2 separate regions of the Homo sapiens genome follow, and region 2 is linked to region 1. The links are chromatin contacts, found by Hi-C in ENCODE. All regions are on one chromosome and are shown on one strand. Each heading gives the region's core, a stretch centred on a gene start or an enhancer-like site at or near the end of the contact. The rest is flanking DNA. Distances are from core to core; before and after follow the strand shown. Region 1 has its middle 65 kb from the start of KLHDC4. Region 2 holds the start of CBFA2T3 (CBFA2/RUNX1 partner transcriptional co-repressor 3).

Evidence for each region. A loop is a pair of places that touch in the nucleus more often than their neighbours do. Pooled maps may share reads with other maps.
Region 2: a loop to region 1 is called in a pooled map, with 3 times the contacts of the local background. The contact joins the promoter of CBFA2T3 here to the enhancer-like site in region 1. A Hi-C loop is called at or near these places in 1 of 168 maps with a recorded cell type or tissue (OCI-LY7), 2 of 37 single-sample maps with no recorded cell type and 1 of 50 pooled maps.

Annotation. Positions count from the first base shown.
Region 1 is chr16:87,698,920-87,702,690 of GRCh38, forward strand. It overlaps a transcript of KLHDC4 not described here. Among named protein-coding and RNA genes, the nearest start is that of KLHDC4, 65 kb to the right of the region's middle. RefSeq lists enhancers at 2,792-2,841, 3,572-3,771 and a silencer at 3,392-3,451. Within about 2 kb of position 1,917, at least 4 of the 41 ENCODE cell types and tissues checked have a DNase peak (open chromatin) inside an H3K27ac peak, as active enhancers do; they include OCI-LY7, where a contact is called at or near this core.
Region 2 is chr16:88,975,349-88,979,119 of GRCh38, forward strand. CBFA2T3 (CBFA2/RUNX1 partner transcriptional co-repressor 3) reads right to left here and starts at 1,859. Exons shown (of 12, transcript NM_005187.6): 1 at 1,309-1,859. The coding sequence starts at 1,459. RefSeq lists enhancers at 1-528, 181-390, 2,231-2,280.

The DNA of each region.
Region 1 (3,771 bases), core at 667-3,166:
GAGCCATTTTCCGCCCCAATAGCTTCTTCATGTTTCACCTGTGCACCCGAGGCCAGGAGGAAGTGGTGGCATCCCCTGCAGACAGCAGCGCGGTCTGCGGGGGGTGGGTGTGGACAGCCCATGGGCCAGGCTGGCGTCTCCCCACCCTTACAAGCCTGCAGACAGGTCCACCTCTGGCCCAGGAACAGATGAGCCCCGCCCTGGAAGAGCTGGAGAAGACCCTCTGCCCCGGGGCCTCTGGTGAAACTGTCTGTGCCCACGGCTGGCCTGTTTTACTTACCAGCCTCTGCACACTGGATGGACTGGTGCTTTCTGAAGTTCAGTAGCGCACAGAATGTGCCTGGATAATTTCGGGAACTGAAACAGTCTCTTTATCCATTCTTTTGGATCTAGAACCATTACCTCACAGGATTCCCAAAGATACAGATCAGGCATGCAATGCCTGAGCCGAGCTAACTGACAAGACAGTGGTGATGTAGAAAAGCAGGGCAGGGCCGGGCGCGGTGGCTCATGCCTGTAATCCCAGCACTTTGGGAGGCCAAGGCAGGTGGATCACCTGAGGTCAGGAGCTCGAGGCCAGCCTGACCAACATAGTGAAACCCCATCTCTACTAAAAAAAAAATACAAAAATTAGCCAGGCGTGGTGGCAGGTGCCTGTAATCCCAGCTACTGAGGAGGCTGAGGCAGGAGAATCGCTTGAACCCGGGAGGCAGAGGTTGCAGTGAGCAGAGATCGCGCCACTGCACTCCAGCCTGGACGACAGAGTGAGTCTGTCTCAAAAACAAGATACACACTGTAGAAAGACGGGCCCTCCCCTGCATTCACTCAGCTCGCTCCCCTGTAAGGCCCCAAGCCAGGCCATGGGCCAGCGGTCCCCGGGACGTCCATACTCCAGGCTCTAACCACACTTGCTCCTTTTCACTTGTAGAAGCACATGGCCACCGCGTCTCACGGAGGGCCATCAGTCACCCCCAAGGCGCTGCAGACCTAAAGTGTGGAGAACTCGAGGGAAATGAAATGTTTTTCATACTTTTGCAGTTCAGGTTCTTGGTTGTCCTTTACTCCTTCCCCGGGAGGTTTTATCGACAGCTGGACCCGTCGGACTGAAGAGACCCTGAGGCCTGTGGTGGTCCCCAAGCTGCTGGCGCTCCTGGGCCGTGTGCGGGTGGCAACTCCCCTCACAGTCTTCATGGGACAGTGCGGATTTCACCTCATACGTGCGACAGACGCTCTGCAGGAGACAGCGGAAGGACCGTCTCCCTCCTCTAGGTCATGCTCACTTTCTCTGACTCTTCCGAAGTTTGATCTGACTGTTCTTGCCTTTGGTCTTGGAAACTTGACATCAAGGTGCCTATTAGATTTTCAGTCGTCGCCTTCCATAGCTGCAGGTGCTGTGACTGTTTCTGCCTTCAGCCGGCCGACAGCACCGGGCGCAACAAGCTTCAGGACATCATGATGCCGCCCTCCTGCAGTACCTTTAACCTCGCCCGGGCCAGGGTCTGCCTCCAGCCCAGGACCAAGACCCCGATTCCAGATAAGGCGGAGGGAGGAGGGCAGGGGGTAGAGGGAGGAGGGCAGAGGGTGGAGGGAGGAGGGAGGAAAGAGGGTGGAGGGAGGAGGGCAGAAGAAGAGGGCAGAGGGAAGAGGGTAGAAGGAAGAGGGTGGAGGGAGGAGAGAAGAGGTGGAGGGAGGAAACAGGGTGGAGGGAGGAGGGAGAACGCTGGAGGGCAGAGGGAGGAGGGCAGAGGGCGGAGGGAGGAGGTTGGAGGGCGGAGGGAGGAGGTTGGAGGGCGGAGGGAGGAGGTTGGAGGGCGGAGGGGAGGAGGATGCAGGGCAGAGGGAGGAGATTGGAGGGCGGAGGGAGGAGGTTGGAGGGCAGAGGGGAGGAGGTTGCAGGGCAGAGGGAGGAGGTTGGAGGGCGGAGGGAGGAGGTTGGAGGGTGGAGGGAGGAGGTTGGAGGGCGGAGGGAGGAAGCTGGAGGGCGGAAGGAGTCAGTCAACTCAGGCACCTGGTTGGCTTCTCTCGCGCCCAGGCCGCGTGTCAGGTGAGGCAGTCGGTACGCAGAAACTGAGGAAGCGACTGTCCCCAGGTGCCAAGGAGGTTGCTGGCTCAGCCTTCAAAACAAGCAAGGAAGAGTGCAGCTGCATTTGTTGAAAAAAAGCCAGGCTGTATTTTCACCATGTGCCCCCTGCCTTGAAAATGAACTACGGAATGCACAGCGCGTGGGGGGTGGGTGCTGGAAAGGGACAGAACAAGGGTCCGTGGCAACCACAAAGCACCTGCAGGCCAGCGCTTCCCGATGAGCAGAGGCGGGGGCTGGCACCTGGCGCTGGCTGCAGACGGGAAGTCAACGCCACCAAAGCAGAGGACCTCAGCCACCCAGGTTAGCAAGAGGGTAGCAGGGCGCTCAGGAACAGGTGAAGCCATACTGTGGAGAGAAGCTGAATGCTCCTCCCAAGCTTCAGCCCACCCATTAGGAACAAATGCTCTTTAAGTCTGTTTCTTCATGAAACCCAAAGTGGAAGTGCCTGAGCTGTGAATGCGGCCACAGCGTTCATGCCAGCTTGTTCCCAAGCCTAGGAGAAGCAAGCAGCCCCGTGACGGGCACAGGCCACAGTGTGGGCGTGAGCTCACCCCATGTGTAGCCGGGTGCTGGGCCCAGGCCGCTGGGTTTCTGGGGTCGGCAGAGTGGGCCAGGCAACAACCTCACATGCCTACCTCACTGCCACTCGTCCGCCTCGTCCACTCCTGGCATTTGGGATAAACATCCTGTCTCAGACACACCCTTCTCGTGCGCCCATGCCACCTGCTCAGGCCTATGCCGCCCGCCCGTCCTCCCAAGCGTGCACACCCGTCCGCCATCCTTCTCCCGTCTGTGCCCCATGGGACAGAGGCCTCCAGCTGCACCACCACTGCTCGTTAACAGCTGCCATCCACACCGAGGAAGCCTCTTCGAGCCCAGGGAGTGGAGGATGGGGCTCTGCTGTGCACGTGCTCCCTCGGGCCCTCCCAGCAGTGGTAGATGGGGCTCTGCTCTGTCCTTCTTGGTCATCTTCCTGGGCCTGCAACAAAGCTCAGCCCAGCAGCCAGGCAGCTCCTTACAGAGGCTAACGCCGGGTCTGGTCCCTGGTGACCCCAGGCTGCTGTGAGAACTTGTGACCCCCGAGATCAGAACAGCCTTCGGGTCCCAGAGCTTCCCGCATGATCGTGTGTGGAACAGACCGGGAGATTCCAGCAGATATGGGTTCAACGTTGACCACCAACCTTGACAACCCAAGGGCTGCCTCCCCTGACCATGACAGCCAACTCCTCCTCCACAGTGGCTCTGCCAGGCGCCGAGTCCATAAAGGGCAGCCACTGTTTGGCAAGGAGGGCCGGTCTGCCGGGGGCTCCCAGGCCCTGGGGTCAGGCTGAGAGAGGAAGATGGGTGTGAGGGTGCAGGGGCAGGGGGGCGGGCCCTGCAGGGCAGTGCCTGGCCCGTCCTGCACCCCCAGCCTGGGAACCCCCGGCTTTCTCGCTTGGGCCTCTGGGGAGCCCGCGTCCCCAAATGTAGCCACATCAGAGCACACTTCTCCGGCAGCAACTTCCCAGGCATGTCCGTGGCCTCCTCGGGGGCAGGCGCCCCCTCCTGGACGCTGAGCTGACCTCTCTAGCAGGACTCTGCTCATCTGCACCATTTGCCATTTCCACAGAAACCCTGTCCCCAGAGCCCGGCGGAGAAAAAAACCACAGGGGCCTCTCTGCTCAGGGGAGCCACGCGGAAGAGGCACC
Region 2 (3,771 bases), core at 609-3,108, 1.3 Mb after region 1:
CCTTCCACAGTAGACGCCCCCATCCTAACAAAGCGGCGGCTCTCCATGCGCCTCAGAGCCCGTCTCTCTCCGCGCCGGTGAGAACCTGCTCTCACGCGGGGAGCAGGTCGGAAGGGTCTGAACCATGAGGAAACTGAGGCCCAGGGAGGAAGCACCCGGCCCAAGGCCACTCAGCGCCAGGGGATAGACAGGGCCGCTCCAGAGAGGACGGGATGGCAGATGCCAGGGCCAGTGGGCTGGTGCTGCCTTGAAGGTGGCTCTGAGTCACCCATTCGGGAGAAACGAACAGTAGCACTGGCTGTGGTGAGGTCCGGCCTTTGCATTCCGGGCACCCGGGGTTGGGAAGTTCCTGCTCACATCTGGGGCCCTTGTGGGGGATGGCCCTGGGGCCCCACGGGCAGCTGCAGGTGGGAACAGCCTCAGGCAGCCGCCGCCAGGACCTGCTCAGGGAATGTGGTCTCCAGAGATGGGGACACCCCTCGGTCCCGGGTTCTGTGTGTGAGTGTCAGGGGTGCAGTCAGACCTTGGACCTGACGGCCTCAGTGAGAGCCCCGCGAGACGGGAGACTGTGAGCTCCTGAAGGTTCCGACGGCTGCTGGGAGTGTGGCCACGAGGGCCACTGGGAATCGGGGCCACCAGCCTGCAGCTGCAGCCCCCAGCGTCCGGGGATCCTTGTCCTGGGACTTCGCAGGCTCGGGTGGGGGGTATCAGCAATAGCTGGCGTCCTGCTGGACTGGACCCCTCCCCAGAGCCCGAAGCCCCCAGAAGGGCAGGCCCAGGTTCCCCGTAAACCCCCACTGCCCTGGCTGGAATCGTTCCTCGGACAGGGGCCCAGGGTTGGGTCCATTTCCTCCTCACCGGGGTCTTGGGCCAGTGCCCTCCCCTCTGGCCTCAGTTTCCTCATCCAACCTGCTGTGAGGTGTCACACCCGGAGGGCATCCCAGGAGGAGGAGGGCTCTCTTTCTAGGACCCCCCCATCACTTCCCGGCTGCGGCCCTCCCACCCCCAGGAGAACACAGCCCACCCTCCTAGACGGGGCTGAGCAGCCCGGCCTCCAGCATCTGCCTCTGGGTGGGGCTGGGGCACCTGGCTGGCACCTGCCAAACCCTCACCAGCCCACCTGCCCCAGCTGTGCAGGACCTGCCTGTGGGGTGGCCCTGTTGATATCTGAGGTGAGTCAACACGGCCATCCGTGCCGGCACTGTCAACTAAGCTGGGCAGGCCCCGCGAAGCTCTAAGGAGTCACAGCCCCGGCACCGGCTGCCGCTCTCTGCCCCCACCCCACCACCTTCCCCTCGAGCCTCTTACCTGGGCCGCCCTTCCTGGGACCCCGGGGTGCGGAGCAGCCGGCAGATGCCAGGAGGCCGCTCTCCAGCACAGGGTGCGTCTGGGACATGGAGCCACAGGTGGATCCCGAGGCTGAACTGGCTGCCCTGTCCCTCAGTCTTGAAGCCGGCATGAGGAGGGCCACCCTCAGGGGCCAACCTGGAGCCCAGGACAGGCCTCTACCAGGACTGCCTTTCCCGACCTCCTGCAGCCTTGAGGGAAAGAGGAGGGGCTGGGCCAGCTGGGGCGTCCTGGAGTTGGGCCTCTGTCCCTGGAAAGCCGAGGCCCTCCCGGCCACCAACTGGGTGTCCTCTGCCCTGGGGAGGGGGTGGGAGCCCTGGGGCTCATGTGACGCGGGGCGGGCCTGGGGCTGCAGGCTGGGGAAGGTCTCCCTGCAGCCTGCGGGTGAGGCAGCCAGCTGTGTCCCCGTGATAATGCCGGGGCCGGAGGCCTGCAGCTGCGCCCGCCACTTCCCTGACAGGAACCATCTGGGGCCCTGCCCTGCGCGGCCTTCCCTCGGGCCATTCCGGTTTGACCTTCCAACAACTTCCTCCTCCCAGGCAGCTCTGGTGACGTCCCACCCACCCTGAGCCCTACAGCGTGGCCACTGGGCATGTGTTTCCTCGGCCCCAGGGCAGGTGTGCAGGCCTGAGGGCAGCTCCATCCTGGCCCAGAGCCCTTGGCCTGTCCCGCCCACCCATCTTCCCCCCAGGGCTTGGCCCTTCCTTCAGCCTGGGGTATCTGGGGGTGTCCTCCCTCTCCGCTAGCCCTCAGTCAGCCGAGCTTTCCCCAGCACCCCTTTTAGTTTGCCCCCGCTCCAGGGGCCACCCTGCCCGTGTTCCTGTGTCTGCTGACTGTGCCCTTGAGCAAGGCGGGGCCTCTGACCAGCCTCTCCTCAGCCCCTGCTCCGGGGTTCTTGGGCACCTGACCTGTCCTCAAAGTACCTCCCGCCTGCTGGGAAGGAAACCCTCTCTCTCTGCTTGGCCTCGTGCACAGGGCTCCTGGCCCTCTGTGGAGACAGCAGGGCTCCCCCACTCTCCGGGGGTGCCTCAGAAAGACCCTCACCCCACGCCCCAGCGGCCGCCTCCGGTGAGCAGCCTGGAGTTTGCGGGGGTCGGGGGTAGGTGGCTTCTCCAGTCTGGGAAATTCCAGAAGCCACCTCAGAGCACTCTTGGGACTACTTAGACCCTAGGGAGAGTCCTAGGACCCCTTTCTAGCGGCCGTTGGGCTGAGAGAGTGAGGCACATCCCAGATGCTGGGAAAAAAAGCCACTTTCTAAAGCTCCCTGACAACTGTCAGAGGGCAGGAGCTTCCTGGGAGGGGACAGTGACCCTTCGGCCCTGCAGCCCTGGTTCGGTGGCTTTTCTGATGCCATGGCTGGAGGTTTCCCGGCCTCAGACAGGCCAGAGGTGTGGAGCCCGCAGACCCAGGGCCGGCTCACGGGCATCTGTGCTATTTTGATTTGATTTGATTTGAGTTTTAGGTCACGTTTGCACGCAGTTAATAATTCAAGCCGTGCAGGAGTAAAAGCCGACTCCTTCCCCGCAGGGTCTCCAGGTGTCCCGGGTCTCCCTGTCCCAATAGTCGAGTGTCTTTCTCGAGTTGGTGACAACAAGCTGCATGCCAGCGTGTGTGTCCAGCTTACAGTGGGGATGTGTTTGTTCCTGCTGGGGAACTTCCCAGACGCCAGGCCCACCCGGGGCCTCCCCTGCCCTGGGTGGTCGGCCGTTCTGCCCCCAGGACTGAGGCTGGAGGGGACATTCCTGCCAGCCCGGGGCCCATCCCCTGGTGCCATCATTCGGTCCCCACGTCCCCTGCTGTTCCCTGTGCTCTGGCTCAGGGTGGGATTCACAGTGAGGGTCCTGGGGGCCCTGACCCTCCTGGTTTCCTCATTTGTGCAGGGTGCACGATCCTAACGGCGTCAGCTCCTACAGCGTTTCCGGGAGTGGAGACAGCAGAGGCTCTGAGCCGCCACATGGGCCGGGGCCACCGTGAGCATGTGGCTGGGGTTGGTCTGTGTCAGTGCCTATTCCCCAGCTGTGTGCAGTGAGAGTCTCAGAGTCGGGGAACTGAGGGTCTCAGGGGGCACAGCCCCCACTCCGTGAGGCAGCAGGACAGCACCCTGGGTGAGGGTGGTGGCTCCCCCCACCCGGGGTAGGAGACAGGCAGCCCTGCCCCCAGCCCTGAGGCAGATGTTCGAGGCCTGCACCTGCGCCCCCCACAGATGGGACACTTCCACTTTCGCAATGAGGCCCTGAGCTCCCCGCCTGGCCCCGTCTTGCCTGGTGTCTAATCAGGGGGTCTGACGGAGGTGGGGTTGGAAAGAGAAGAGAAGAAAGTTGCCCACAAGTTGGGGGCAGGAGCTGCCCCCCAACTTTGGCGGCCACCTGGGGGTGTGGGCACCACTCCCCACCTCCCCACTACCGGCCTCCTCTCCCCCAGGCC